Regions from separate parts of the Mus musculus genome. Here regions 2 and 3 are each linked to region 1. The links are chromatin loops, found by intact Hi-C in ENCODE. Cell type or tissue: heart. All regions are shown on one strand.

Evidence for each region. A loop is a pair of places that touch in the nucleus more often than their neighbours do. Peaks named below come from ENCODE experiments on the same cell type or tissue, not always from the same donor. Only the 100,000 strongest peaks of a DNase experiment are listed, where the experiment ranks them.
Region 2: a loop joins it to region 1, with 7 times the contacts of the local background. A loop is called at or near these places in 9 of 42 quality-filtered maps.
Region 3: it touches region 1 in a loop (14-fold over the local background); 12 of 42 quality-filtered maps call a loop at or near these places.

The regions. Positions count from the first base shown.
Region 1 is chr10:100,741,038-100,743,537 of GRCm38, reverse strand. It overlaps Gm35722 (predicted gene, 35722), which reads left to right and starts at 1,903. Exons shown (of 3, transcript NR_152765.1): 1 at 1,903-2,082. In heart, a CTCF peak has its summit at 1,279 (motif pointing left); no DNase peak of the experiment used is centred here.
Region 2 is chr10:102,416,574-102,419,073 of GRCm38, reverse strand. No RefSeq gene overlaps it. Among named protein-coding and RNA genes, the nearest start is that of Mgat4c, 43 kb to the right of the region's middle. In heart, a CTCF peak has its summit at 954; no DNase peak of the experiment used is centred here.
Region 3 is chr10:102,441,856-102,444,355 of GRCm38, reverse strand. No RefSeq gene overlaps it. Among named protein-coding and RNA genes, the nearest start is that of Nts, 47 kb to the left of the region's middle. In heart, no CTCF peak of the experiment used is centred here; no DNase peak of the experiment used is centred here.

The DNA of each region.
Region 1 (2,500 bases):
CACAGACACACACAATAAATATATCAATCAATGAATATGAAAACATTTGTAAGTACAAGCAATACTGTCTAGGACAACCATACTAATACTGCGACCTTTAGTACAGTCCCTTATTTCGTGGTGACCCCCAAGCATAATACGTGACCCTGCAAAAGGCTCATTCAACCCTCAAAAGCATCTTGACCCACAGGTTGATGAAGCACTGGTCGAGGAGAGTAACAAAGGCTGAGAGGAAAGTGAAGAACATAGAATGGAAATGATAAAAAAGGAATATAGGTTCATATGTTTGATGTCCATTGCATAGATGTATGTAAACGCCCTTATGAGAACAGTAGTACCATGGAAATGGATATAGGCAATGATACTGTTTAGGAGAAAATATATAGACCTATTTAAGGTACTAACTTTAAAAAATAATAATGTACACTGTTTGCCTTTTGTTTGCTCGTTTGTCTGTTATTGATTTTAACTGTTGTCATTCATTGCTATTGCTGGAAGCTACACCTGAATATTTGCCTCTTCCGTGTCTGGATATGAATTTGTTTGAACAAAAAGAATCATTCCATGAAACATTTTGGGTTTTGTTTATTGAACTTCCACATAGTCCCTGAAAGCAAAATCACAAACAAATTGGGTTTGAGATTTCTGGTCTGGGTGATTGTACAAATGGAAATGCCACTTCAACTCTAAGAATAGAGATCTCTCTCCTTTAAGAGCGCTACTACCCATTCCAGAGAAGAAATTTGTTTTAAGACTTTTACAGAAAATCTTGTAAAGTACAGAATATCTCCAATTAATATATCCGTAGCAATAATCAACAAATTCAGTGAGCTACAATAACGAATGTACCAAAAGGCCATTTTTCTCCTTTATGTCACAGGAGTGCAAAACATTTCCCTTCATACCCCTGTATAGTTTTTGAGATATTTTAAATTTTTTACCTGGCCTGATCACATCATAGTGCTTCAAAAATGTGTATTTTGTAGCAGCGAAGCCAAACAAATATATCCGTATCTCACTACCACTCACATATTTGGTTGGATTTGGCTTCTTGTTATATGAGGTAGAAAAGGGACTTATAAATTATTGAATGCCTAACAAAATAACTGAACTTTGTGATTTTATAAAGCACAACATAAAAAATTCAAGTGGTCTGAAAGCTAAGCCTTTCATTTGAGTGGTAAAATGGGGAACAGTTTTAAAACAGAAAGCAAGTGAAATTTTTCATCCGTAAAGTCGAAGTCATTGATTAAAAGCGTGTGTGGTTAGAGTGCCACCTAGTGGCCAGGCACAGTAGCCCGCGGGCGCCCCAGTGGTCTTCACAAACTACTCCTCAACTCCACTTTTGTAGTAAATCTGTGAGATTTTTCCAGAGTAGAAACTGAAGGCTAAGAAAGTGAAAGTGCCCTGTTGGGAGAGATTCTTAGAAGACAACACTGAGAAAAAATAGACAGAAGCTGGAAACTGATAGCGATTTTAATTTCTCCACAAAGCTTAGTGTCCAAAGGGATGGGGGGGGGGGGGGGGCAGGTGTTAACCGCATGGTCCCTAAGGTTCACGGACCAAACTGCTCTCGGAGCATATTACAGTTGTGGAAAAAGTCGAGCATTCTCAACAATATGAGCAAGAAACTCTTCCTTATACTACTTCGCAGTACTGAGGATTCAAAACCAGGAACTGTGTCTTCCTTTTCAAAAAATTAAGAAATAGGAATATGTCCCTTATTTCTTAAGAGAAGAAAAAAATATCTATGATTCACCAAACCAGTGTCTAGAACCCCTGGAAATAGAATAGCCTCTTTGTTTTGCTTTGTTTTGTTTGGAGGTGGATGTATGTAGGGTTTTAAGTCAATTCCCTAAATTTAAAGAACTAATGCCCGAGCAGAATCTGCCTCCAGAACCTGAATTAAAGTTGAACAATCTCTGGACTCGGTGCCTCTGTGTGATGCGAGGCTCTCCCTCTGATGTGCTTTCCAGAATCACTGCCGTCAAATGCTAGAGAGGCATTTCTTAAAGTTAATCTCTCCCTTTGGCTCTCGTGAAAACATCCAAGTGTTTCTTTCCTGTGAGTCACCAGCACAGGGTAAGTATACCGCGGGCACTCGGTAATTGGGAGTTTGCTCTTCCTTTAGCTTCCTTTGTCTTAGCTCTCTCTAGAGGTGTTTTTCCCCCTCCCTCCTGTGACTAGCCAGAAGAAAACAAGCCTATGTTTGTTTACAGTTTTCTATGATGATTGATTCATTTAGAACAGGAAGAGCAGATTGTCCCCATGTTCATAGAAATCAAGGCGGACTTAAGCAGAATATGGCAGTGATGTAGCAAGCAACAAAATGCCCTGTGTGAGATTCCAGTTCTCTGATGGGTAACACAGATATGAAGATTAAACCCTCAGGGACGAGATTGTGACGTCTGTTATACGATGTCTTCTATAAGATACAACTCCTGCTTATACCTACATCCTGTTCCCCACTGGCGTCGAGTGCGGTTTTTTTTTGTTTGTT
Region 2 (2,500 bases), 1.7 Mb before region 1:
GGACTAAATGTACATTTTTGATTGTGCTATGACAAGGTAGCCCCCATAGACTCATGTGTTTGAACAAGTCTATGGGGGCGAGCAAGTGGAATGTGATGGTTTGTATATGCGTGGCCCAGGGAGTGGCACTATTTGGAGGTGTGGCCTTGTTGGAGTAGGTGTGTCACTGTGAGTGTGGGCTTTAAGAACCTCATCCTAACTGCCGGAAAGCCAGTATTCTGCTAACAGCCTTCAGATAAAGATGTAGAACTCTCAGCTTCTCCTGCACCATGCCTGCCTGAATGCTATCATGTTTGCATCTTGATCATAATAGAATGAACCTCTGAACCTATAAGCTAGCACCAATTAAATGTTGTCCTTAAAAGAGTTGCCTTGTTTATGGTGTCTGTTCACAGCAGTAAATCCGTAATACAATTACCTTACCTTCCTTGAGTGTCTCACCCCTAATTGGCATGTTTATTTGGACTATTTAATATTATTGTACATGTTAAGGAGAGGATTCTTTATTCAAAGTAGATGCTATAATTAATTATTCTTAAAATGGTTTTATTTATATTTTGTAGTTTGTTATCTCTGCATATCTCCACAGAAGCTTGCATAATAATTAATATTTTTCTTTTATTGGAAATAATTGCAGAGGAGACAGTATATCTCTCATCAGCAAATGAAACTTTAGTACTGGGAATAGAATTGACAAATGTGTTGTATTTTACTTTCAATTTAGTATATATTTGTTCACATAATATTATTGTATAAGTCTGGGTTCTTTTTCTTTACTATTGTCTAGCAAAAAAAAAATGGTAAAAAAGGAAATGCAATTATTGACTTCATATTTTTGCTTTTTCTTTGTAAGCATATTTTTTCAATTATGGAATGTTGGTCAAATAAACTACTAATAAATGCAGTGATAAAGTTACAATAAACATTCAATTTGAAATAGCAAGGAAAAGAAAAATATTGGGACATTCATACTGCTGGTTGTGGAGTTCAACACTAGATGGTGCACTAAATCTAAGAATTTGCAACACAGTCATTCAGATTTGTAGAAGTAGAGTCATATTGTTTTGAATCAGCTTTTAATTTATTGAAACATTTATTTTGAAAGGTAGCTATTTCTCATTATACACTTCCATTACTTTTACTCTGATACAGTAATGGTCTGATTTATACAATGGCACACACTAAAACAAACATCGAAAGGATCATCAGTTCTCACATGTTTCATATATACACATTACTAATCAGCCAACATCTGTCACCTCCTCAGAATGGTCACTATTAATACGCAGTAAACACTTCTGTTTGTTATGAAATCCCATTCACAAGAAGATACAACAATAGTTCTCCACTGTAAACACTAGCTAGCTGAAGTCATCTATTTACAAAAGTAGATTAATTAAAATTAATCACTCCTCTACATGACGGATTTAAATGGGAGGTAGTTGTAATTAGTTGGACCCTTTTTTTTTTCCTTCTACAAATTTGTATATAACCCCCTGTTTTCTTGGGGTAAACTAAGAATTATAAAATATTCTCTGAAAAAAGATGTTGGCTATCTTTTGTCATGCATGCATGTAAGCAACAAGTTTTAACTAAATTATATGTCATCAGTGACATTGACAGAATCCCGAGAGTGTAAGGTGTGTTTGCAGAAATAAAAATTAGATGAGTCATATGTCCTACCAGAATCTTTTCTCTGCATCTATGATGTTTCTTTGTTTTAAAATAAGGCAGACTACTAATGTACTGTGTTCATATTGCAGTACTTCAAGGGAAGAATTTTTGTATTGTTAAAACACTTTGTTAAAACACCAATTAAGATAGAACATGAGCACACTCATTTCATGGTTTTAGAAGGTTCACAGAACACAGTTGGGCTTATTATTTTGAAAAGTTTGGGTGAACAGAGGGTCATAGTTTCTGTGCTATAGAAAACAGTTTATAAACTTCAGATTGAATTTTTATTTTGTAAAATGTAATCCAAACAACAGGCAAGAAACATTATAAGAACATGTCTCAAACACTGCCCACCCCTCATACATGGAGACAAGCAAGGAGAAAGTAATTCTTATATGATGCAGGGATGATGCCCATCTACACAATCCTTTGATTTACCTTATAGTGGTCCAAATTATGTTAAGAATAACCTTGGTGGTGAAGACACAGTCACTTGTTACAAAACCTACAGAAATATGGGAACAGGCTAAATTCAGCTGAAATAAGTCCCCAAACTGCTCCGTGATTGCCTTCCCGTTATAAAAACTGACTCACGTAATGGCTGCACATTGGGCATCATTGTTTGTCAGTCTGGTACAATGATGACAGGAAATAAGTGAAAGCCTTCACAGAGCCATAGATGAAAATAGAAACAATTGGTTTTCTGTCAGAGACAGGATATCACACTGTAGCTCTGCCTAGCTTCAAATTCATGGTGATCCTCCTGCCTCAACCTCACACGCATAGCGACTAACCATTATTCTTGGCTTTTTAAATTGTTATG
Region 3 (2,500 bases), 1.7 Mb before region 1:
ATTGACAAATCATCTATCAAATGATTTGGCATATTATCTAAATTAGGTAATCTGATAAATTATCTAAAGGATAGTTTTTTTGTTTTAGTTTTGGATAAATATTTTAATTTTCAAGATAATATTAGTGGAAATTACAATAGTTCAAAAAAAATCTAGTTTTGTGGTGGCTGAATGTAAACACAATGTTTCCAATAAAAGTAATAAGCCTTAATCTGTTACCTAGCAGAGAATATTAAAAAATAGATGTCCCTACGAAATCTTTGTTTAAAATATATATATACATACACACACACACACACACACACATACACACACACACACACACACACACACACACACACACACACACACACATACACACATTCTGCCAAACCCAGTGCTGTAATCCCCTTTGGCATGTAAAGAAAAATAACATAAATAAGATGCACTTTATGACTAATGTTTAGAACGTTTAAAGAAAAGCTTTGGAAGTGCCATAGTTAGCTGGCTTTAGTTATCAACTTGACACAAAGCTACCTTGAAAGAAGTCACCTCAGCCAAAGAACGGTCTTCATCAGATTGGCTTGTGGGCACGCTTATAAGGTATTTTCTTCATTGCTAATTCATGTAGGAGTGTCCAGCCCACTGTGTGTGGTGACGTTCCTAGGTTTAACAGGGATGTTAAGGAAGTCAGCTGAGCAATGCAGAGAGGAATTCAGCAAGCAGCACACCTCCAAGGATTCCTCCTCAGTTCCTGTCTCCAGAACACCTTGAGCTCCTGCTACAACTTTCCTCAGAGGCAATGGACTGTAAGCTATACGCTGTAACAATCTCCTTTCCCTGCAAGTTGGTTTTGGTCAGTATTTTATCACAGTAGTAAGAAACCTGATCTTGGGTTCAGACTCCATCTTAGAGAACCTGACCTAAGGTTGATCTCACGTTAACTAGTAAGTCAGCCCCTGATAACAGTTTCCAGGTTACTCCCCAACAAGATAATGCCTGGCACCAGTTTCCAGGTTACAAGCCTGCCCCTGTTCAAGCCTACTTTGAATGTAATGGACACATTCAACGACCTCATGGGTCTGTGTGATTCAGAGGGAATGCAGACAGTTCATACACTTAATCCCTTTGCATGGAATACAGACTTACCCTTAGTACACACCTCTAAATCCAAACAATGAAGGTCAAAGTAATTTGTAGAAGGAAACAGCCATGCTTAAAAGTGATATCTAATTGAGGGGCAGACAAAGGGATGAATCAGGGAAAGATATGATAGAATGAGTCAGAGATGGAATATGCCCAGCTCACATGAGAACAGAAAGGAAAGAGAGGCAACTTAAGAGAGCAGTGCATGTACACATACACACACACACACACACACACACACACACACACACACACACACAGAGAGAGAGAGAGAGAGAGAGAGAGAGAGAGAGAGAGAGAGAGAGAGAGAATTGAGACGATTTTTAGGTTGGAGAGAGAACATTCTAGACACAGGTAAAGACATAATGAGCTAGAGAATGAGAAGGAGTCAGAAGATTAGAACAGGTTTCCAGAGTTAGTATGAGGTCAAACAAAGCAATTCAGTGAGAAGCCAAGAGAAACCTGATTCAATCAGTCAGCTTGGAGAGGAGTTATGGCCAGAACAGCTGAGTTGAACCAGCAGCCAGAGTTCAGAAAGAACCAGAAAGGGTGATCTTATTCAGCAGTAAACCTCCAAGATGACACTTACATCTGACTACTAAAAGTTACTTTTATGAAAACACACTCAATTTGAAACCCCATTATGTAAAGGAGCTAACATTTCAGCACATGCCACATAGGTGTATGAATCATTGCTCAAAGTAGGGTCTCAGTTTTAGACTTAATTTATTAGGATTGTTCTCTTGTGTATCATTAAATATTCAGTGTAAATTCTCAGTGATTCTGAAATATCTCCCATGAGTCCATGTATTGAAGGTTTGTTTTCAGAATGGTGATTTTGAGAGGTGGTAGTAAGAATTAGAGTTAAAGAATACAGGAAATAATAGGTCATTTTTGATGTGTCCTGGAAATGAACTATGGAATGCTGGTGTCTTCCACTTTACAGACATGGGATGAGTGCCCTGCTCTGCTGCCTAGTTATGTCTCCTTTATATTCCCAAAGCAAGAGGCCAATGAGCCATGCACCAGAACCTCCAATGTGAGACAAAGTAGATCTTTTGTCTTTTAAAGTTCATTTATGTCTGATATTTGTCCCAGTAATATATTAATACGTTCATCAAGTGTTCCGTTTCTGTTACTTACTCCTCGAGGCCTTGTATTAAAAGAGAATTGAGAATTACTAGACATTTTAGGAGTTATACTTCAATACTAAAACAGCTTGATTTCTCATATGATCTAAGCTAATAGCACCACATAAAACTTTGAGAAATTTGTAAGCCCCCCAATTATAAGCACAACACTCAACAAATGAAGGCAAAACAGCCACAGTTATAAGATAATACCCTTGTTCTCTAGATAATAAGTTTGTGATCCT